Regions from separate parts of the Mus musculus genome. Here regions 1 and 3 are each linked to region 2. A link is a loop called in an ENCODE intact Hi-C map of the cell type or tissue named here. Cell type or tissue: heart. All regions are shown on one strand.

Region 1 (8,000 bases), 300 kb after region 2:
TTTCTTTTTCCTTTCTCATGGCAGAGAGTTTTGCTGGGTATATTACTATAGGCAGAGAGTTTTGCTGGGTATATTACTATACTGGCTGTCATAATCTCTTAGGGCTTAGAATGCATTGTCCCAGGTTCTTTTGGCTTTCAAAATTTCCATTGGGAAATCAGCTGCCATTCTGATGGGTTTTCCTTTATACATGACTTCTTTTTTCTTGCAGCTTTTGATACACCTTGTTATGTATACTTAATGCTTTAACTATGATACATCATGGGATTTACTTTTCTGGTGGTGTCTATTTGGTGTTCTGTTGGCTTCCTGTATCTGTACGATGTGCTTTTCCTTAGTTTGGGAAAGAGGTCTTCTATGAGCTTGTTGAAGATTTTGATCTATGACACTGACTTGGGATTCTTCAGCTGTAGTTTGAAGATTTGTTTTTTCATGGCATCCTGCATTTCCTATATGTTTCTTTCCCTGTGTTTAATTTTTTCTTTATATTCCTTGCTTATTTCGTCTAGGTCCTCTACTTTATTTTTGAGTCCTGATATTTTATCTTCTGCCTGATTCATTAGACTTAGAAAGTTTTCCTTTGAGTTTTCTGGTTGAGTTATTAAGATTTTCCATCTTTATTTCAGCTTGAGTTCTCATCTTATCATTCTTAAGTCCTGCCTGTGCTTATCACCCCCCTCTGCTTCATATTTGTGTCTTCTTGGGCATCACTCAGGTTCTCATTCTCCCTAGGCTCTTTCTCAATTCCACTGAGCTCTTTCTTCCTTTCTTCTTTAAACTTCTTGAATTCTTTGATGAAGATTATGATTATTTAAAAAAAATTCTGTGTCTTGGCATACATGTAGGTAATTCTCATTGGTAAACATTTCTACAGGACTAGTAGATGCTGGAGAGAGGATGCTACCTTGATGTTTCACATTGTTGGTATTTTTGTAATCAGATTTTGCCAATGACCACCCTTAGCGTGGAGAGGGGATCTGAGAGAAGGGGTGTCTGGGAGCAGTGAAAACAAATGACTCGAAGTCAAACCATGGGTTCAAGCTTGCAGCCTAGGTTCTGCTGAGGTGGCTTTCCAGACTACTTTCTCTCTGTGTGTTCTGCTCTGCTCTAGACGGCTTTTTCTTGCTATTCTCAAAACTTTCTGGTTGAGACAGCTCTCTCTGCTAGTAAAAATTCTAAAAGCTATCTGGATAGCTCATGGATTTTCTGACCAAAGTCAGAAAAGCTGCTGTAAAAAAAAATCATTGGATCTTCCAACCAAGTCAAAAAATTCTTGAAGAGCTGTTTTAAGCTCTCTGCAGATCTCCAGACAGCTCGGCTCTCAACAGAGAAAGTTCTAAAGAAGAGCTGCTATTGCTTTCTGCTAGCTCATTGCATGCAGACCAAAGTCTAGTTTTCTCTTTACATATCACTTCAGTTATTTATTCCAGATTCCCTTTTGATTGCCCTATGATTCAACATCCTGTGAACCCAGCCCCTTAATTCTTAGGATACAGTAAGCACACATTTTCTTTTAACATTGCAAAAGAATTCAGAGAGACCTGCCTGCCTCTGTGAAGCATAGATGCTAAGCTGGTTGGGTGGGACCCTGACCTGAAAGTACCATTTCTACCACACCTGGGCCTAACCTTGCTCTGTCACAGGCTCCTCAAATTCCTGAACTTAGGAATTTGTCTGTTTTTGTAAACATAAACCAAGTAAACTTAAGTTGGGTTTCCTGCATATTTGAGAAATCATACATTTTTGTGTTTAGATTTCTTCCCCAGTCTTGAGGGCTGTCCTGAAGGTCCCAGTGTTTACCATTTTGCTGATTCATTACCCATACCTTTGCCTCCCGGACTCCATGTTATCTAATTATCAAAGAGTCATTAACAGGGAGGATGTTCCTTAAAGGAGGAATGTAAAATATGTACATTATACAAATAAACTTTATACCCACAGCAGCAATCGACACTCTTGGAGGCCTATGTCTGCTGGACCTGTCCCAGGGCAGGAACCATGTCAATATGTCCCCACCAAGGCCATGCTGGACTTGGCAAGATCTGGATACATAGACTTCTTTTGTTAGTTCTAAGTCTAATATGGACAGATCAGGTTGGGGCAGAAGAGATGATATTTGGACAGGTTGAACCAAGAGGTTGGAAATGGCTCGGATGAAATGAAGTTAGGTGGACAGATGACTGGTGTACAGGATGTACCTACTAAGTCCAAGTCTGGGGTGCTGGCGTAGATCTGGATGGGTGGAAGGGTTTGATGTAGCATGGGAAGAGCTTGGGCATAGGAAAATAGGTAAGGCAGGTCCTAGCAGAATTCTAGAGATCAGTTGTGGCATAGATAGTGGAGGTCAAACTAGATCAGAATACTGGCTATGGAGTCTGGGCTACATATAGCTGGTTGGGGAGAAGGCATGGATAGGAGGGTCAGGGAAACTCCCTGTTCTAGACCCTGGAGAAGGAAATGGGAGTTCTAGCCGTGTGGGCAGATTGGATGTAGTCCAGAAGGACTTGGGGGGGGGGTGCTCCAGGGCCTTTGGTGACTTCTGGTTTACTTATTGTTTTCTTCTGTAGAGGAAGTTAGTATCCCCCTCACCAAAGTTGCCCTTCAGGCCCAACACCACCCTGCCTGTCTGTAGGTAGCCACAGATAGCTCCTGAGAGACATCCTATTGTACACTGACCCAGAATGAACAGTTTGAGACAAGGGTGCCAGGAAGTTCAAATCCAAAGAGCTCCCAGGTGGTAGGTAAGGAACTATAGACTATTCTGCAATCTCTGGGTCCACACAAAGTCTTGATGATTAGCCACCCTGAAGGCCACCTTCAGCCCTGCCTGCACTTTGGGCTACTCCCATATCCATGCAAGGGCTCTTCAGCTACCTGGCTTCTGAACTCTCATTCATAAGCTTTGTTAAGTCTGCACATTTCTCTCATTCCTACCTGGGCATCTCTGCTCAGAATCTCTGATTGCCAGGAAACTTGACATTCCAAGCTGAGAAAGCTGCTTGTCCCTTTCTTGTCCCTGGCTACAGTTCTCCAGTCCTTCCACCTCCCCTGGATGTTGCTGAATAAACTGTTGCCTTCATTTCACTTCCCACTGAAACTCCAGACCTTATCCCAAGACTTGGAGGTGTTATATCTCAGGAGCTTCCTGTTGCCTGGCTCCACCTCAGGCATCTCCTTGAAGTCTACAACCCTTTGTAGAAAATAACAGGCTTTTCCAATCAGCACACTGTGGACATTATAATTATTGGCTTTTTCGGTCTGTCTCCCTTACTGCATTATTAACCTGCTAACTCATCACTAGATAAGTTTTGCCTGCAGGAGACAGATAAACATTGGCTAAACACAACGAAGACTGTGTTGGTTTTGATAGAATGTATTTTAGAAGGTTATTTTCTACAATTAAGAAGTTGTGCAACACAGGACACATCAGGGAAGACGAGGGATTAGACTGTGAGGGAGATTCCTGTTGGGTAGAAGGTGACATCAGGATTATCAGAATGCATATGCTGCCACCTTATGGCCTGTCTATGTCATGACAGCTTCGGCAGTCTTTTGGACTCTAATTTTAAAAATTTTACATTTAATTTTTTTAGCCTTAATTAATTTACTTTATTTTTGTTGTATATGCTCCTGTATGTGGTAGCCACAGTTGGAGACTGGGTTCTTTTAAGGGAGTCTCTGTGGTGGATTTTCACAAGATGGTCAATGAATTCCCGATAAGGAGACTTGGTGAACACAGCCTCTGTGCAGAGGTTGGGGGTGGGGGTAGGGTTAAGTTGCTGTAGGTCTTGGAAGATGGCACTGAAGATGGCTTTGGCAAAGTTGCCTAGGGTGGTAGTGAAGCCCCTGGATGATGTGGAACAGTCATCAATACTGGTGTTCAGCAGCAACTTCTTGGGCACAGGAGTAGAGATGATGCCAGTGCCTCTTAGGGAAAGGATGAGATGTGCCATCACAAGCCACAGCTACCGGTCACCTCGAATGGAACAGTGTAGTGTTCGTCAACCCTATTCCCTCAGTAACTTCTCTGCCCTGGGATGATGGCCAAGATGATGGTCCCTCTGATGGCAATGGCTACTTCTTTGGAGGATTTAGCACCAAGACCAAAGTGACCATTGTAGTCTCCAGTTGCAGTCAGAGCCTTGAATCTGGTTGATTGGTCAGCCTGAGTCTGCTCCCACACCAACACGATCTTTAGAACTTCAGCCTTTAGGGATGTGCCCAGGAAAAAGTCAATAATCTCAGATTCCCTGATGGTCAGGAAGAACAGGTGGATCACCTCCCAGGGTCTTGATCTTCATGTCCTTAACCAGGCAGCTCAGTTGGTGATGGAAATCCATTCCTTGCCTTTGGCTTTACCTCCATGAGCCCTGTGTTCTCAAGCATGAACGTGGGTCTCAAGTCTGCTGCTAAATCTGCGGAAGCTGCATAGCCTCCTATTGGCCATTTGGTGTTTTCCCAAAGAAGTGACCACTACAGGCTCTGCACTGCGTCTGGGCAGCATAATAGAGCTGGCTATGGAGGTAGGAATCTGGGTGAGCTAGTCCTGAGGGTGTGACAGGGGAGAGCTGGCCCCTGCCAGTCACCTGCAGTGAGGTGGTGTGGGCATGGGGGTGCTACTCTTCCCCACTCACCCTTTGCCACCTGCGGTAGTTTGGCACCAGGGTCATAAGAGCAGGAGAGCTGGTCCTGCCCCTTACTAGCTACAATGCTTGAGAGCTTCAATTCTCTTGGGCAGCACAGTGCAGGATACGTGGCCCTGCTTCTCATCTGTTGTGAGGTTGTGTGGGTGCGGGGAAGATGCCCTCCTTCTCCCTTACCACCTGAGGCAGTTGGGTAAGCCAGCCCGGAGGATGTGAGAACTGGAGAGCTAGCCCAGCCTCTCAACGGCTGAAACGCTTGGAGAATGAGCCCTGCACCTCGACCAGCAGCACAGTAGAGCTGATTCTGGTGGCTCTCAAGAGCATGAGAGAAAGAGAGCTCACACTGCCCCCTGCTGGCTGCAACATTGGGTGAGTTAGCTGGAGCAGTGCTGAAGAGCTCGCCCTGGTGGTGCAAGTGTGGAAGAGCAGGCAGGCTAACCAACTCAGCTAACAAGCAGGTCCAGATCCAGGGCTTTGAGTTGGCCCACCCCAACATCTACCTCATTTATGAACTGCTGGAGCACGTGAAGGGGCCAGTCCTGCAGAATAAAAGCTGCAGGATCTCCTGACACAGGGAAAATACAGGATATCTGAAAGGAGTCCTTGTGAGGATTCAGTTTTGATAGTGTAGCAAAAGCGAGAGGCGTTGCAATGACATTGCAATGCACATTTGCAAGGAAAGATGTGTGGACAAAGGGAATACCATATGGCATACTACAGCTTCTACCATGAGATGTATTCTATGTTTTGTTTTGTTTATTTTTTAAAATGTTTGTTTTTTATTTTCTCTTCAGGGGGAAGTTGCGAGTGCAGAGGGTGTATACAAAGGAAGAGGGAGATGAGTGGGATTGGGGCGCATGATTTGAAACTCAAGAAATATCAGTAAAAAGTTAAAAAAGGAAGTGAGTCCTTTTTAAAAATTCAAGGTAGGAGAAGTTTGAGGATAATTCTTTTTACAACTTAATATTTTATTTAGTATTCAAGTGTGCACAGGTGTTTCCATCAAATGCGCCCCTTATTCCTTCCCTTCCAGTTACTCCCCTGTCCAGTCCCTGAGTTTTTTTCTCCAAATTTCATTTCTTTTAGTTTTCCTTTTTTTTAAATTAAAATTTATTTTTTATTCGTTATTTTATTTATTTACATTTCAAACGTTATCCCCCTTCCCGGTTTCCCCTCTGCAAACTCCTATCCCCCTCCCCTCCCTCCTGCGCCTATGAGGGAGCTCCCCTCTCCCAACCACTCCCACCTCAGCTCACTGGCATTCCCCTACGCAGGGGCATTGAGCTCCACAGGACCAAGGGCCTCCCCTCCCATTGATGCCAGATAAGTCAATCCTGTTACACACGCAGCTGGAGCCATGGGTCCCTCCATGTGTACTCTTTAGTTGTGGTTTAGTCCCTGGGAGCGCTGGGGGATATAGTTGATTGATATTGTTGTTCTTCCTATGGGGTTGCAAACCCCTTCAACTCCTTCAGTCCTTCCCCTAATTCCTCCATTGGGGTCCTTGTGCTCAGTCCGATGGTTGGCTGCAAGCATCTGCATCTATATTGGTCAGGCTCTGGCAGAGCCTCTCAGGGGACAGATATACCAAGCTCCTGTCAGCAAGCATTTCTTAGTATCAGCAATAGTGTTTGGGTTTGGTGTCTGCAGATGGGATGGATACCTAGGTGGGGCAGTCTCTGCTCCACTCTTTGTCCCTGCATTTCCTTCAGACCGGAGCAATTCTGGGTTAAAATTTTTGAAATGGGTGGATGACCCCATCCTTCAATGAGGGCCATGCCTAACCACTGGATATGGTCTCTACAGGTTCTACCTCCCCTTTGTTGGGTATTTTAGCTAATGTCATCCACTTTGGGTCCTGGGAATGTCTTGCTTCCTTGGAATCTGGGGCTTTCTCATGGCTAACCCCAGTTCCCCATCCCCCATTGCTACATACCTCCATTCAATTTCCTGACCTTCTGTACCTCTCCCCTCTCCCCCATGCCCAGGAGTGGTATAGCTGGGTCCTCAGGTAGTACTATGTCCAATTTTTTGAGTAACCACCAGACTGATTTCCAGAGTGGTTGTACCAGCTTGAAATCCTACCAGCAATGGAGGAGTGTTCCTCTTTCTCCACATCCTCACCAGCATGTGCTGTCACCTGAGATTTTGATCTTAGCCATTCTGATTGGTGTGAGGTGGAATCTTAGGGTTGTTTTGATTTGCATTTCCCTGTGACTAAGGATGTTGAACATTTCTTTAGGTGCTTCTCAGCCATGTGAGATTCCTCAATTGAGAATATTTTTGTTTAGCTCTGTACCCCAATTTTAATAGGGTTATTTGATTCTTCAGAATCTAACTTCTTGAGTTCTTCTATATATTGGATGTTAGCCCTCTATTAGATGTAGGGTCGGTAAACATCTTTTCCCAATCTGTAGGTTGCCATTTTGTCCTGTTGACAGTGTTCTTTGCCTTACAGAAGCTTTTCACTTTTATGAGATCTCATTTGTCAATAGTTGATCTTAGATCCTGAGCCATTGGTATTGTTTAGGAAAATTTCCCCTGTGCCAAGGTGTTCGAAGCTCTTCCCTACTTTCTCTTCTGCTAGATTCAATGTATCTGGTTTTATAAGGAGGTCTTTCATCCTCTTGGACTTGACCTTTGTCTCTTATCTTTGGAGACAATAATGGATCAATTTGCATTCTTCTACATGCCGACTGACACTTGAACCAGCACCAGTTGTTGAAAATGCTGTCTTTTTTTCCCCACTGGATAGTTTTGCCTTCTTTGCCAAAGATCAGGTGTGTGGGTTTAATCCTGGGTCTTCAATTATATTTTCTGTACCAATACCCCCCCCCCCCTTTTTTTTTTTTTTTTAAAATCACTACTGCTCTGTAGTACAGCTTGAGGCCAGGGATAGTGATTCTCCCAAACATTCTCTTATTGTTGAGAATAGTTTATGCTATTCTGAGTTTTTTGTTATTCAAGATGAATTTGAGAATTGCTCTTTCTATCTCTAAGTTGGAATTTTGGGGATTGCATTGAATCTGTAGAATGCTTTTGGTAAGATGGCCATTTTTACTATGTTAATCCTGCTGATCTATGAACATGAGAGATCTTTCCATCTTCTGAGGTCTTCTTTGATTTCTTTCTTCAGTGACTTGAAGTTCTTATTGTACAGATCTTTCACTTGCTTGGTTAGAGTCACACTTAGATATTTTATATTGTTTGTGACTGTTGTGAGGGTGCCATTTCCCTAATTTCTTTCTCAGCTCATTTATCCTTTGAATATAGGAAGGCTATTGATTTGTTTGAGTTAATTTTATATCCAGCCACGTTGCTGAAGTCTTTATCAGTTGTAGGAGTTCTCTGATGGAT
Region 2 (8,000 bases):
ATGAAGCCTACAGAGTTGCTGTTCAAAATACAAAAGGATTCTGGGTAAGTCAAAAGGACAAGAAAAACCCTGTCAGGAGAAAACATACAAGCATGCAAGAACACACCCTCTGGACTAAGAGGCTAGGGCCATTTCTTTTTCTTTTCCACAGCTCTAGAAATCAAACTGAGGACACTGTAGGTGCTTTATCACTGAGCTACATCCTAGAGGCCCATCTCTTCCGGGACCAACTGGGCCCTCTGCTGACTCGGCCATATTAGTTTGCCCTTTGACTCCCTGTCTACCACAGCAAAACTGGAGACTTGGCCATCACCTTGACAAGGAACAGTGGAAGAAGAGGACAACATCTTTCTGTCTCACGATTGTCCTTTAAATGTCTTATTTTAGTTTATTGCTGCATAGATGTAGATGCACACACGTCACAGTGGGTGTCACATGTGCTCTGGTGACGGGATTCCGGCCATCAGGCTTGGGGTCAAGTGTTTTACCTACTGAGCTATCCTGAGGCCTTGTCTGATTTTTTCTTTTTTTTTTAGGAGCAGTGGCAGCTGAAACCAGTCATGTAGGCCCTAGCCAGAAACTACATGAACTGTTCTGCGCCTCTGCCATTCCCACACCCAGATGAAACTGGCATAGTGTGTCCTATCTCAAGCTTTCCCTGACTATCAAAATCTCTCCTAGGCCAACTCTGCCCCTTCAAATCCAATCAGGACAACAAGGACAGGGCATACCCAGGGGCTCACTTACCTGTAAACTGAGGACTCAAGGCCTGAGGGTTATGGATGATATCTTTCCACAGTAGTTCAAATTCTGGTATCCTAGCAACATTCTGAAGTAATCTTACAAGGTCCCGGCCAATCATCAAACATTCCATGAACTAGATAGGAGGGAGATTGGAGAATGGGGAGCAGGAGAGAGAATAAAAACATGTATTGCTCCCCTTCTGGAGGAAGGACAAAAGAATAGCATGTTCTATGGAGGACAAAAGAAAACGTCCTATGAAGGAACCCTAGATGATTTGTCTGGAGCAAGGGACTGTTCGGGGAAGAGAGGTGGAGGCTGGGGACCATCACAAGGATAGAGGTGCCTGGGAAGAGCTGGACCACACAGACTCTTAGACCATCAGGTCCCCTCTCTCTCCTGATTCTAAAAGTATGAGGCTGGGAAGGAGCATCCATATATCCTACCCCAAAATTCATTCTGTCTATCAGAAAAGACAATTTGTCATAAAAGAAATTATCTGTATCTGTTTGGTCTAAACAAATACTGATTAATGACATGTGCCTATACAATTATGTGAATGCATTTTGAATTTTTTTTAGAGAGATTTTTATTTTATGTGTATCAGTTTTTGCCCACATGTATATATGTGCACAACATACCTACAGAGGCCAGAGGAGAGTGCTAGGTCCCCTGAAACTGGAATTCTATATGGCTGTGAGCCACCATGTAGGTGCTGAGAACCAAATCCGGGTCCTCTGTGAGAACGGCACCTGTTCTTAACTACTGAACTCTGATCTGATATTTCTTTTAACTAACTTTTCCTATGTAGTCAGTGTCCTCATAGCTTAGAGTTAGAATATCTTTCTTGGGAGAAACTATAGTAAATAATTCGTAACCACCCAAGTAAACACAACAATTACTTCTGGGGGAGGTGAGATTCATGTAACAGTGGACACACAATAGCAGCTGTCTGTTGTACAACAATGTAAGCTGGAACGGACCAGAAAAGCCCTGCGGATGGTGGCATTATATCTGACATTTCTAGGAGCAGGGGGTATTCCACTCCGGTTCCCTGTCCTTTGCTCCTGAGCTGTCCAGGGATGATGAAAATACCACATCTGAACCACCTGCACCCCTAACAAGGTATCTCTGGCCCAGAAGCATAAAGGCCACACGGACACCACATCTTGGCATCACTTCCTCATACTGTTTGTCCTGTTCCCTTACCCGTTCCCGAAGCAAGGAGATGCAGAAGTCAACTTCCTTCTGCCGAAGGGTCTGGAGCTGGGCAGTCCCATGGTGGTCCACAATAAGTCGGAGGTACGTGTACACAGCCATGGCAATGAGGATGCTGCTCTTCAGCACCCACTCCCTGCAGGAAGGGAAGACACTGCACAGACTGCTTGCCTAGACCTCCTCACCCTCATACTGCTGTGATGACACACACTGAGAACGGCTTCTGGCTTCTGAGGGTTTCACTCTGGCTGTTATACCCGACTATGAGTTGACTAACAGGTAAAGGTAACTAATTTCCCTCACCAGACAGATGCCTCACTAAGGTAGGTACCAAATGAAATCAGCCTCCTATAACATAAATACATTCACAGCTACCAATAAAGTAGCTGTGCTTGTTAACTCATTCAACCGCCAGAGCATATCATAGCTGAAGCGGTGTATGTTAGGCTTGGGAGAGAGGTAAGCTCCATTTTTCCTGCTGAGCTATGGAAAGTGTTTTCGGTCAGTAGTTCTCTTAAGTATGATGCAAAGACCTCTGGGGATTTCTAGGACCTTTCCAGGCCCTGGAGTTCTTAGAACACATTGTGCTGTGCTGTGCCTCTACCAGGTTTATTACGACAGCCCCCAAACCACAAACCTTTCCCAGGTTCTAACCATTCACCCCACCCTCAGATAATTAGTTGCCTGCCCTAACCCAAAATCGGGGAGGATTTGGGGGTGTAGGGGAGACATCTGATTTTAGATGGCAAAGCCCATTTCCCCAGTTTCAGAATTTCCGTGGAAAACAGAGTGATAAAAACATTATCTGTTTCCCGCTGCTTCAAAAGGGACAAAGGTAAAGGCTCAGTGGGGAGGGTCTAAGTGCCAAGTCGGCTGTAATTGCTTTGACACCCCTGCTGAAAGGCAGGGAGCTAGAGGAAGAGTTTAATTAATATAACCAGGCAACTTCCTGATTCAGGAAAAGTAATCAAGCTACTTAATTAACTAAAAGGCCAAGGCCTCTTCTTTTCTTCTTTCTTTTTCTTTTGTGTATGTGTGAGCTGTTTTTTGAAACGAGAGTCTTGCTATATAGCCCAGACTAGACTTGAATTCAGAGTAATTCCCCTGCCTCAGCCTCCCAAATGCTAGGATTATATGCATGCACTACTAGGCCCAGTACTGTCCTTTTGTTTTCACAAAATGGAAATGCTAGCCAAGGACATGCACTTCCTTTTACCCCACATCCCTGAAATACTGGGAGAGGTTAGGAAAACAGGGTGGTAAGCAGAACACAGGCTTCAGTGCCAAGGTGTTCCCTTTCACCCAACGTGTGAAGGCTCAGGCAGCCATGCGGCTGCTGTGTGACCCTGCATGGGAAATTCAGCTACAACAGAATCTGACACGAGGGACATTATGAGAAAAATCACTTTGGAGGAAGGTCACTAGCAGAGGCACAAATGTGCCATGAGGATGGCACAATGAAGAGGAGAAGCAGATGAAAGGGAGAGCCTCTCACCAAAGACAGCAGAGAAACACAGAGACCAAGAGAAAGAAGCAGAGGCCAAGTAAGAAACTCCTAGGAAGTCCCACTGCTAGTGTGATGACCAGCCCCAGGGCAGCTGCATAACTGGATCCAGGCCACGAGGTGGCACTACAGAGCAGGGCTGGGCAGAACATAGCTCTCGATTATGAAGAAACCATCCTTTTAATCTGAAATGAATATGAATTTTAGGCCTCTCAGTCATTTGGCTACTTGTTGTCTTTACTCAGAAAGAGTCACTAAAAGAAGTGATGCAGAAACTGGGACCCTATTAGCATCAAGGGGAAGCCACAAGCAAATTTACATACTAGAAGGGCCCTCACACAGCCCTTCACTTTGTTGGAGAACAGGAGCCAGAAGTTCAAATGTGGCCCCATGTCACTTTATAGCAGGATTCTCTGCTCCCTAGTCACCTACATTGGCCCTGTGACATTCCAAAAAAGAGCATGTGCTGGCCTGAGGCTGGGAGGGAGGAGCGTATGGTACCTGCCAGGCTCGTGTGGTTGGCTGGCCCCTCTGCTGAGCTCATTTCCCTCTCAGTCCCCCCAAACATAAACATTCCAAGGAGGTCTGGGTCAAAAATAAACCCTTATCAGATGAGACCAGATTTTCTGGGCTCTGAGATATTTTAGCAAGCGCCTTCTTTCCCATTCCTCCATCTTTTGACCTTAGTTCTCCATCTGCCACCATCAGGCCTGCCACACCTTCCCCTGGCCTCAGAGTGCTCTGAGCCACCAGCCTTTCTTTCCCATGTCCCATACTCACACCCCTCACAGCCCCACCCTTCATGGGAGACTCTACCTCTGCTCCGTCAGGATATCCAGGACACTTTCTGCCAACCAGATATTTTTGGCTGTAACATCGCCACCTGATTTCAAGGGGTGGGAGGGGGAAGAATCAGAATACAGTAGCTCTAATTAGCAACTCAGCTAATCGAATAAATCTCTTCAGTCATCCCGATGGTCCACTCTCCCACCACTATTGCCCTGAATGCTAGAATAAACCGTTCTCTCTTTTAGGATGTAAACATTTTCCCTTTGCCTTGAGAGAGAAAGAATGTTCTAGAACTGCTGCCCTCCCCCCCAAACCAGAGAGGATGATATTGTTCTATCCACCAGAACTGCAGAGGTAATGCTTTGTCCTTGAAAAGTGATGACTGAGAAAAACAGACCTTAGACGCCCCAGCTGAAAAGGCGGTATCTGAACCAGGGCCTAAAAGATGCAGGCAGCTGAGAGCAGCTGCAGTCTACTGTCTGAGAGTCAGGGTGGGATTCAGCATTCTGACAGGCTAAGGGATATCTATACACCAGCCTTTGGATCTTGCCACTGAAATCCCTGGAGCAGAATTAAAATGCAGTGTTGCCAGATAAAAATATTGGAATGAGAAATGGGGCTGAGAGTGTCAAACAGTTAAGAAAGTGCCAAGAAAGAATAAAAATAAATACTCAGCACACCAAGGCTACACATTGCTCTGGATCTCAGTGAAAAACAAGGTTAGTGTTCACCTAGTTGCATCACAAAGATTAGGGCCATACATGTGACGCAGTGACATCAGTGTAAAGAGAAAATCCTGAAGAAAATGCACAGCACAGCCAGGTGCCAAGGCAGGTAAGAAGCTGTCGCAGGAGGACTGTGGGTGTAAGGCCAGCATGGGCTACATAGCAGGACTTGTTTTATTTAAAAAGAAAAGGGGGGTGGGGGGGAGGGAGGAGCTGGACACGGCATACTCCAGAGGTGGAGTGCTTGCCCAAACTCACGAGAACTTAGGTACAGTTCTTATCGCCACAGGAAACAGAACCCAGACGCTGATGGTGAAGCAGAGCCACAGAGTTGGCCTCATTTTTATCTATTATTATTAATACTTTGCTTTGTTTCTTGTTTTAATCAGGAAAACAAAATGCAAACAATCTCAAAGCAGGAGAGGTGGCCTGAGCAGACTTTTCTCATATTCAGTATTTCAGAAAGATGTCACGGATTCGAAGATTAGAAAAACCCTAAATGTCAGGGACTATTCCGTGACACTGTCCCTCAGACTAGCTCCAAAATGCCAAAATCACTAGCGACCCAGTGTTTAGAACAGGGGCAGAGTCGGGGAAAGCAGAAAGGCAGAGAGCAAATGGCTTCACTCGATTCTCTCTGCACCCCCTTCCTGATCTAGCATGCTGCTCAACTCGAGAGAGATGAGTGGCTAACACAGACCAAACCTGGTCAGCTCTTAAGTTAGCAGGAAAGAAACCAAGGCAAGACTCACTAATCCAAAGACCCCTGTGATTTTCTGATCCATTTTCTTCTGCAACATATGTGGCCAGGAGACATCTACACTAGGGTCCAAACCGTATCACTTGAGTTCCTCACGGGTACTCAGCCCTTGCTTAGACTTATCTCTGGGCTCCTTCCCTTTCTTCTAGTGCTCTAGCTAGCAAGCTTACCTGCAATCTGCTTCATAAATGTCATGCAAACGCCATCAGCTCCCAGAACTCCACTCTTTACTAGTTCCCGAACCAACCACACCAACTAAAGGAGAGAAAAAGACATTCAGAGCAGAGATGTGAATTTGGAAAAGGAGCCAACTCAATTGTGCACAGTTTAGATGCACAGTAACAGAGCTGCCTCCCCAGCCTCTCTTTAGAAGGTTCACCTCCAGCCTACACCTCTGAGCTGTTTTCTTTTCTTGTTTGGAGCTGGAGCTTGAATCTAGGCCTTGTGTGTGCTAGGCACATGCTCTAGTGACCCTCCAGTGCCCCCTCTTTGCTTTTGGCCTCACCTGAGTACGGCAGGTATCTTGCAGCTTCAAGTACTTCTCCATAAGTAGCTGGTTGATCTTGTTCAGGACGATGTTCATACCATCACGACTCACCAGAGCCAAGTCCCGGTAACACTGTGTGGAATAAGGTTCGTGAGTAGCCAGTGAATGGAGATGTTGACCCCACAGCAACCATCCAACCCCAAAGCCTTCCTCTTACATAGAAACACGAGGATACTGAGAGGCAACAGAGAGGCAATGGAGCACTGTGTTCTCCATTCTTTCTTCTACAGGGCTCCTCCATTGCAAACCTACCCTCTTCTGCCTCTTGGATTAGGGAAAAAGGACTAAAAGATTCTCTAATAAGGCAAGAAAGTCTGCTGGGCAAAGCTCCTAGTCCTGTCCTTGTCCCCCAACCTCCCTTTTCAGGAAGTGTCATACTGTTTGATGCCACAAGCTGAGCAAACCCAGGTGGAAGCCATCTGTGTTTTATCTGCCAGTAAAAGGTCACTGAAAAATGGCTTTGGGTGAAAGTCAAAAAGAAACCCAGAGGTTTCTAGACATGCTGTAACCCAGCCAGATGCAGCAAAGGGAATATAAAGGGATCGGGGTCTGGGAGAAGGAACAGAAACAAAACTGTAGTTTCTTAGTTTGATATAGTTGTACGTGCCTATAATTCATCCCAGCATTTGGTGGTTAAAAGAGTGATCCCAGCACTCAGGAGGCAGAGCCAGATGAATCCCTGTGAAGCCAACCTGGTCTACAAAGTGAGTTCAAGGCTCGGGTTATATAGAGAAAGCTGTCTTACAACAACAGCAGCAGCAGCAACAACAATAACAAACTAAAACAAACCACAAACCTTTATTTTTATCTGTGAGTGTGTGGGTCAGAGGAAGGCTCTGTGTGGCAATGCTTTCACCCACTCATCCCCTTGCTGGCACCCAAACATGAGCTTTATTAACTAAATGACTTCTTCTGTTCTCTGAATGACCTTTGCTTTTGCCAAGTATTGACGTGTTGGGGAGTGGGGGGCTTAGCATCCTTCCCCCTGGAGATACGGAAGTGTACAAGTTTCTTCTGAGTCACTGCTTGCCTTTCCCTCAGACCTTCTTCTACCCTGCTTCTCTTCAATGAGTTCAGGCCTTAGGGAACCTCATTAGCTGCCTGGTGCACCTGCTGAGTTCTATCCTGTCATGGACTCAGCCAAAAGGGTAAAACTTAAGGAGACATCAGCTTCTTAGCTACAGAGAAACCTCTGTAATCTCAGCATTTGGGAGGTAGGAGGAAGACCAGGCATTCAAGGCCATCCTCAACTACAGAGAAAGTTTGAGAACAGTCTGAGCCACCTGAGATCCTGTCAAGAAGGTGGGGGGTGTTATAATAGTGACATAGGGTCCTGCCCCTAACCAAGAATCTATTTGCAATTGATAGCTGCTGGCAAAGGCAAAACTATCAGTGTCACTGTGTGTGCCAACCACACTCTGAGGCAGCTGCATGCTCAGGATTAGCTGGCCAACATAGAACAGACTCCATGCTTTTTTATTATGGAGGCTTCTGTTTCATTTTCTTTTGGCACGTTTTGGTCTTAGTGGGTCATTTTTATTACTTGTTTTGATTTTCATTTGTGTGTATGGGGTTTTTCATTTGTTTTGTTTGTTGTTTAGAAAGGGTCTCTACATAGTTCTGGCTGTCCTTGAACTCACTAAGCTGGCACTCATAAAGATCCACCTGCTCTGCCTCTCAAGTGATGGGATTAAAGGCATGTGCCACCATGCCCAA
Region 3 (8,000 bases), 200 kb after region 2:
ACCCCAGGAGCCCTTCTCCTCTCCCTTCCAGGAACACCCCTCCCATTACTCACTGAAGAGTGACTTCAGGATGCTAATCCCTCCCCACACCCTACCAACTTCCTCTTCTCAAGACTCCTCCCCATTACCCCCCCCCACCCCAGGAGAAAATGTTCAAAACTTTTCACTTGAGATGAGTAACTGAGAATGCTCGCTGGGCTTGGCTCTACTATGTGCACATTCATGCATAAGCTGCTCTAAGGATGAAAATCCAGGCAGTGAGTGGGAGGAGGCGAGTGATGTTGCTAGAAATTTATGGTTGGTGGGGGATGCTGTTTAAAATCTTTTAGACTGTGTTCTTTCCCCATGCCCCCTTTGATACAAGGCTCAAAATTCTACCTTTTGGGATCAACGTCTTTAGCTATATATCAAGATTTAGACCAGTGGTTCTCAACCTGTGGGTTGAGACCCCTTTCACAGGAATTGCCTAAGACCATCTGAAAACACAGATATACACATTAAGATTCATAACAGTAGCAAAATTATAGCTATGAAGTAGAAACGAGAATAACTTTATGATTGGGGGACCACCACAACTTGAAGAACAGTATTAAAGGGCCGCAGCATTAGTCAGGTTGAGTGAGAACCATTTCTTAGAGGATGTGGTAGACAGACTGCTTCCCCTCCCTCACTTGGGGACCTTGCCACTAGAGGGCAACAGCATCAGTGTGGTTCCCAGTCCCCCTCACACTGATGCTAACTTTAAGGACACTGCTCTCGGGCTGGCAGAAGGTTCAGCACACAAGCCAGAGTTTCGAGTCACGTGCCAGAAGGGAAAACTAAACACGGAATTAGAGAAAACTTGATGCCTCTGGCTTGCACTGGTCTCCTTTGGGCCCGTTAGGGCCCGCTAAACTCCCTCATTCCGCTCCTAATCCTGGACAGTCCAGGCAACAGGGGCGTGGAAAGTTGAGGGGGCTGGGATGTTCGTTTGCCTTGCCTCAGGCGCTGGGTGGGGTCGGGGCGTGCCAGCACTCCCTGGGCGGACCTCACGGATGCTGGCCACTATAAGGCCGGCCAGACTGCGACACATTCCATCCCCTCGACCACTCCTTTGGCGCTTCGCTGTCGACCGTGCGGTGAGCTCTCGCTGGGGGGTCCCTCTAGGGTCTTTCTGCTCCTGGGCAAGGGGTTAAGCCACTTCCTTCCCCCGTCAGCCTCTGCAGGCTCAGTGGGTGGAATGCATTGGGATCCAAGTTTTCGGAGCCCAGGGAGGCAGGGAGAGCCATGATTAGGTGGGTTGTATCAGGCAAACCCAGAGGCTAATGCATCCCTATGGGGCGGCAACCTGAGTCTGCTCTTCTGGGGTGCAGGAGGGTTTGCCCTGGGTGTGTCATCGTCCCAGTGTGTGGCTATGTCAGGAGGTGCCCAGGGGCACTCTCCATTCTCTTCCTTGCTCAGTCATATGCCCTAGTTCTCTTGGAAGCCCTGGAGGACAGTGCTCACAGATCCCAAAGCCCCTTCCATTCTTATATCCCTCACCTAAGTTGCCCCGGCTGCCACCTGTGTTGGCTTGAGACTGACTGCCTCAGGCAGGGGGGTGGTGAGAGAACTCTCTGCTATCAGCAGCACTGACTAGCCCCTCTGTCAAACAGCTTCTTCTAGCCCAGTGATCAGTCATGGCATGCCCTCTGGATCAGGCCATTGGCCTTCTCGTGGCCATCTTCCACAAGTACTCTGGCAAGGAAGGTGACAAGCACACCCTGAGCAAGAAGGAGCTGAAGGAGTTGATCCAGAAGGAGCTCACCATTGGCTCCGTGAGTAGCCCCTGTCCCGGTTCCCCCTCCTGCCTCTCATCTGAGTGGCATTTAATCACAGTTCCTGATCTTACTTCCTGTGGAGGGATGCTCGTATGCCTCCATGCTGCCCTGTCCCCTGAGGGAGGAGCAGGGGCTGAGGAGAGTAAATCAAGGTAAACCCAAGCTGAAGGCCCATCTTTGGTCCCAACGAGCACTTGTTTGAGAGAGGACTTCCAGGGAAGGGGTAAGGAATCTAGGGTGTTGGCCACCACTGAGTGTGGACTTCTCCTTCTTAATGTATTAGAAGCTGCAGGATGCTGAAATTGCAAGGCTGATGGATGATCTGGACCGTAACAAGGATCAGGAAGTAAACTTCCAGGAGTATGTCGCCTTCCTGGGGGCCTTGGCTTTGATCTACAATGAAGCTCTGAAATAAAATGGGACCGTTGAGATGACTTCCGGGGGCCTCTCTCGGTCAAATCCAGTGGTGGGTAGTTATACAATAAATATTTCGTTTTTGTTATGCCTACTCATGTGTTCTGGCTTCCCACTGATTTCCAGTTGCTTCCTGCCTTGCTGCTGGACCCACCATCCAGTGGTCTTAGTCACAGTTAAACTCTGGGAGTAGTAGCTCATTGGCCCACCAGGCCAGGTCTGCCAGCTGACCAGGAATCTTTATGGGTATTAGAAGAGGAGGCCCCTCTAGGCAAAGCCACTCTAAACAAAGGCTCAATCAAGTGACCTTCAGGAGAAAGTGGCCTTTAGAGGCAGGTCTGCAGTAGTCCCAGCAGTCTCCTGGCAGACACACTTTGGTCTGGGTGTGGTGAAACAGGGAGTACTAGGTGGGCCCTGACGTTGGGCAATCCACCTTTTCACTGTGTGTTTGTGTGTTATATGAGGGAGGCGTGGGGAGAGGCACATCTGAGGTGAGCAGGGAGGGACACAGGATGACTGAGTTTTCCGTAGCTGCCTGTGTTCCAGTTGGAGGTGGAGGAGACTGTAGGAGACGGTCCCTAGTGTCAGGTATGGGGTCCTTTTTGTTGAGCTAAGGAGCTGGCAGCTCCACGCACATGTGACTCACGAGGTGCTCGCAAACAGGGCAGGGCTGGGGTCCCGAGACATGCCAGATGCGGCATCAGGCCTTTCTGTCAATATTGACCCAGCCTGTCCCTGCAGAATGACTCATGGGGCTACTTCCCTGGAACGTAGTTGAACCCTCAATCCCTATCAGAGTAGATGGCCAACGGAGTAACTGTCTATTGTGTACAGTTAAATCATAGGTGTGGGGGAAGCTGTGTGTGATGTGTCTGGGTGTCATGGAGACAGCATTTGTTGCTATTCCTCCAGGGAAGGCCTAACCCAAGTTGGACAACATCCTGGCCAAGCCCCGAAGGGCAAAGATCTGGACTTCATGTGGAGACCATAGCTGTTTTCACTTCTTACTACCCACCCCTTCTCCAATCCACTTAAGACGTTAAATGGTCTTCCCATGCTCTGGGTGGGGCAAATAAACAGCAACAGCTGTATTTCTTAAAAACCTTTCTTCTCCAGCAGTGTCCTGGTCTTACCACGTTGTTGGACAGCCAGAGGGTCCCCGGGTGGGCCACCCCCATTCCATGCTGTTCAGTATAGGCTCTATTCAGTGGCTCTGGAAAAGTACACCACACCCAGTTGTTGATACTTTGGGGTGTGGAGGGATCGCCCTCTTGTGGACAGAGAGCAGGTTACTGGTAGGGAGGCTGCGGTTGGTGGTGGTGGTGGGGCGTGTCAAGAAGGAGTGGGGGGTGGGGGGAGGAGCCTGGCAGGTGGGCATAGGAAGAAAGTCAGTTAATTTTCTGAGCCTTGTGGAAGGAGCACCAGCGGCACCGTGGATGGGAGCCAAAGCTTAAGAGGTCTGGGCTGTGAGAGGGGGTTGGAATTAGCTATTCAGGGAATGTAAGAGTCGAGCCATCGTTTAGTTCTCAGCAATCAACCCTACTTCATCCGAGGTACATCTATGATAAGCAAGTCAAGGGAGGGAAAGTTTTGTTAAAGACAGGTGGAATCCAGTCCCATCCTGCCCTCCTCTTTCTGTGGTTAGATGGTCAGACAATCATCTAGGCTCTTGGAGGGCAAGGGGGAATTTTTTTTTCTTTTAGGTACAGGGCCTGGTGGTGGAAGGAGATGCTTGGTCCCTTAGGAGGCCGGCAGGCAGGCTTTGCTGTGTATCAGGATCACAAGGCTAGAGAGGAGATGAAGGTGCAGAGCTCATCTGCTAAATAAAACTTCACCTCCCTGGGCATGATGGTGCACTTCTTTAATGCCAGCACTCAGGAGGCAGGCAAATGGATCTCTGTTGAGTTTGGGGCTAGCCTGGTCTACACAGAGAAATGCAGGCCAATCAGGGCTGTATACTGAGACCCAGTCTTAATGAAAAAGTGAGGTGGGTGGTGGGGTGGGGTGGGGTGGGGTGGGTGGTAGGGGGAAGCTTTGAAAAAAGGAACAAAACAAAACAAAGTGAGATAAAATGAGTAGCAAAACATTTGCCTGTGTTGGGGGTATAGTTTAAAACTGAGACGTAAAGGGCCATTGACTGGAAATTTTGGTGGGGGCAGAAGGCAAGGAGTGGAATTGGGTGTGGTCAGGTGTAGACTGACTTCTTTCATTAGTCCAAAAGATTTCAGGTTGGCTTTTGAGCATCGTCTAGGTCCCCAGGAGAGGGTTGGAGCTGGGGACTTTGTAGTGGATTCCTTCCCTGTACATGGCCGAAGACTATACCCAGAGGCTGGGCAGAGGGCATGGTCCTGCTCTCCCTTTTCCTGTAGTCAGCTCTATTCTTTCTTTGCCCTGCCTAAGTAGCACTAACCCTATCATCTAGTTACCCTTACACATGGGAGGTTGGAACAGTGGCAACTGGGTCCATAAACTGGGTGGTCTCCCAGGTTGGCTGTTGGCATGGGACTGACTTGGGATGTATTATCTGTCCTCTGCCATGGATATCAGAAACTGTCAAGAACACCAGCACCACTTCCCACAGTGTCTGTGTTCCACAGTACTTGCATTTGTACAGGGTGTTACTACAGTTACTGTGGCCTCATCTCCCAAAGAATTATGTGTAGTGTGGGTTACTAAAGGCTAGAGTTGCAGGTTGTCCACCAAGGAGGGACAGTAGAAGTTCTTGGAGGGAATGAACTCTTCTGACCCAGGCCAGCTCATCAATGCTTTCCTCTGCTGCTTCAGGATTTAATGTCACTCTTTCTTCTTCATGCCTGTCTCTTAAATGTTTTAATTAAATATCAAGAATGTACAAACAGCTTATAGACTACACCAAAAATATAAAAATTGCAAACCAAAACAATATTTGTCAAAGAAACAAATATTGAGGCACATGTCTTTAATCCTAGCAGTTGGGAGATAGAGGCAGGTGGATCCCTGATTTTGAGGCCAGCCTGGTCTACAGAGTAAGTTCCAGGACAGCGAGGGCTACACAGAGAAACCTTGTCTCAAAAAACCAAACCACAAACAAACAAAACTAAAAACAACAACAACAACAACAACAACAAAACCCCAAAAGACCAACCAACCAAATAAACCAAAAAAACCAACCCCTGACCATTTTGCTGAGGTGAGTCAGTGGGTAAAAACATCGGGTGTTAAGCCTGCTGACCTGAATTTAATCCCTAGGACCCACATGGTGAACAGGGAGAACTAATTCCTGTAGGTTGTCTCTGACTTCCACATACATGCTGTGGCATGTGTGCCTATATATGTGTGCACACATGCATATGCACACAGAAATGAATAAATGTAATACAATTAAAAAAAAAAAAGAGAGAAATAGGGTTAGAGAGTTAGCTCAGCAGGGAACTGAAACTGTTTACAGTTCCCACGTGGGGCAGCCTGAACTCCAGATCCAAGAGAAATATCTGGTGCCCTCTTCTGGTCACTGCAGCCATGTGCACTCAGTTGCACATTTTATTTTTTCCAAAACATATATACATCTAATTAAAAAATATCTTTAAAAGATACTATAACAGATATATGGTTGATTACTTTTTCTAGAGTGGGTCAATGAGCCAGGCAGACATTGGTGTACTGGTTCATCAGGGATCTAATGAAGGAAGCAGATTAGCAGCCAGATGATAAAGATGCCCAAGGCCAGGCATGTGAGGAGTAAAGGACTCTCCTGCCTTTTCTGAGCACTTTACACTCAAGGAACCTTTACATATTCTGCTATCTGAGCCCTCTTATTCATTTTACTTTATACAGGCTCATGTAGTCCCAGAGGCCTTGATCTTGCTTTGTGGTTGAGGCACGTTTTGAATTCCTGATCCTCTTCCCTCTCACTGCTGAGTGCTGGGAGAACAGGTGCATGACACTATAGCTGGCTTGAGCCGGATCCTTTCAGGTTATTGATGGAAGCTTCGTTAGGAAGCATGATTGATTACATCCCTAGCCATTGACCAAGTTTGCCTTCAGCCCTGGAGGTTGACATGTGAGGATGAAAGTGTTAATTATGAGCATCCGGGTCTTTCTGATGACCAACTCCATCTTATCTTGGGCTACTGGGCATCTCATTAGTGTACAGTCCTAAGGTTACTGTTGCTGTGGGGAAACACCATGGCCAAGTTGTGGAGGAAAAGGTTTATTTGGCTTATACTTCTACATAGTAGGTCATCACTGAAGAAAGTCAAGTCAGGAACTCCAACAGGGCAGGAACCTGGAGGCAAAAAGCTGATGGAGAGGTGGTGGAGGGGTGCTGGTTACTGGCTTGCTTCCCACGGCTTACTTAGCCTGTTTTCTTATAGAACCCAGAACCACCAGCCCAGGGGTGGCAGCTCCACCTCTGTGGGCTGGGCCCTTCCACATCAATCATTTATTAAGAAAAATGCCTTCTCCATGGGCATGGCTTGCATATGGTACGCTTACATACATGCAAACAAACCACCAATATACATAACATAAAATGATTAATTCAGGCATGGTACCACAGACTTTTAATTCTAGCACTCTGGAGCTAAAGGCAGGCAGAACTGTATGAGTTCCTTGCTAGCCAAGGTTACTTAAGAAGACCATCCCATAATCAGCCCCCAAACGCTGACACCATTGCACACACTAGCAAGATGTTGCTGAAAGGACCCTGATATAGCTGTTTCTTGCGAGGCTATGCTGGGGCCTAGCTAACATGTAAGTGGAGGCTCACAGTTAGCTATTGGATGGATCACAGGGCCCCCAATGGAGGAGCTAGAGAAAGTACCCAAGGAGCTGAAGGGGTCTGCAACCCTATAGGTGGAACAACAATATGAACTAACCAGTACCCCGGAGCTCGTGTCTCTAGCTGCATATGTATCAGAAGGTGGCCTAGTCAGCCATCATTGGGAAGAGAGGCCCATTGGTCTTGCAAACTTTATATGCCTCAGTACAGGGGAACACCAGGGCCAAGAAGTGGGAGTGTGTGTGTCGGGGGAAGGTTTGGGGGACTTATGGGGTAGCATTGGAAATGTAAAAGAAGAAAATACCTAATTAATCAAAAAAAAAAAAGAAGTAACACAAAATCATCATTGGGAAATCTTAGGTCCCCCAATTACTGGTAATTAAAAAGATATTTTTTTACAGAAAAAAAAAGAAGACCTTGTCTCAAAATAAAATAAAATAAAACCTGAACAAATACCCTCCCTCAAGTAAATAAATATTAAAAAAAATATACTTCAGGGGCTGGACAGATGGCTCAGTGGTTAAGAGCACTGATTGTTCTTCCAGAGGTCTAGAGTTCAATTCCCAGCAACTACATGGTGGCTCACAACCATCTGTAATGGGATCTGATGCCCTCTTCTGGTGTGTCTGAAGACAGCTACAGTGTACTCATATATATTAACTAAATAAATCTTAAAAAAAAATACTTCAGTGTGAGATGTTCCACAATAAAACTTTTTAGAATTTGATTGGCATTGCTTTGATTTTGTAGGGTGACTTATAGAGAATGTTGACCCTTGAAACCCATGAATATGATTTATCTTTCGTTTGTTTGAGTTAGGGTTTCTCTGTGCAGACCTGGATCCCCTGGAACTAGTTCTGTAGACCAGGCTAGCCCCAAATTCAGAGATCTGTCTGTATCTGCCTCTCAAGTGCTGGAATTAAAGTAATGTACCATCATGTCCAGCTCATCTCTTCATCTTAAAGGATTATTTTCAATATCTTTGAATGACATGGAATCATATCTAACCTAAAGGAGGTACTTGTATT

What was found. A loop is a pair of places that touch in the nucleus more often than their neighbours do. Peaks named below come from ENCODE experiments on the same cell type or tissue, not always from the same donor. Only the 100,000 strongest peaks of a DNase experiment are listed, where the experiment ranks them.
Region 1: a loop joins it to region 2, with 4 times the contacts of the local background. A loop is called at or near these places in 5 of 42 quality-filtered maps.
Region 3: it touches region 2 in a loop (2.5-fold over the local background); 6 of 42 quality-filtered maps call a loop at or near these places.

What each region holds. Positions count from the first base shown.
Region 1 is chr3:90,705,246-90,713,245 of GRCm38, forward strand. No RefSeq gene overlaps it. Among named protein-coding and RNA genes, the nearest start is that of S100a9, 14 kb to the left of the region's middle. In heart, a CTCF peak has its summit at 3,525 (motif pointing left); a DNase peak (open chromatin) is centred at 5,006.
Region 2 is chr3:90,409,251-90,417,250 of GRCm38, forward strand. Ints3 (integrator complex subunit 3) reads right to left here. Exons shown (of 30, transcript NM_145540.3): 4 at 6,243-6,356; 5 at 5,908-5,992; 6 at 4,280-4,346; 7 at 1,951-2,095; 8 at 748-877. Among named protein-coding and RNA genes, the nearest start is that of Ints3, 20 kb to the right of the region's middle. In heart, no CTCF peak of the experiment used is centred here; a DNase peak (open chromatin) is centred at 3,571.
Region 3 is chr3:90,612,109-90,620,108 of GRCm38, forward strand. S100a6 (S100 calcium binding protein A6 (calcyclin)) reads left to right here and starts at 786. Exons shown (of 3, transcript NM_011313.2): 1 at 786-1,118; 2 at 1,635-1,796; 3 at 2,083-2,306. The coding sequence starts at 1,659. The coding sequence ends at 2,214. In heart, CTCF peaks have their summits at 682 (motif pointing right), 3,480 (motif pointing left), 3,692 and 5,722 (motif pointing left); DNase peaks (open chromatin) are centred at 993, 1,553, 2,553, 3,473 and 4 weaker places; H3K4me3 peaks cover 876 bases; H3K27ac peaks cover 520 bases; H3K27me3 peaks cover 529 bases.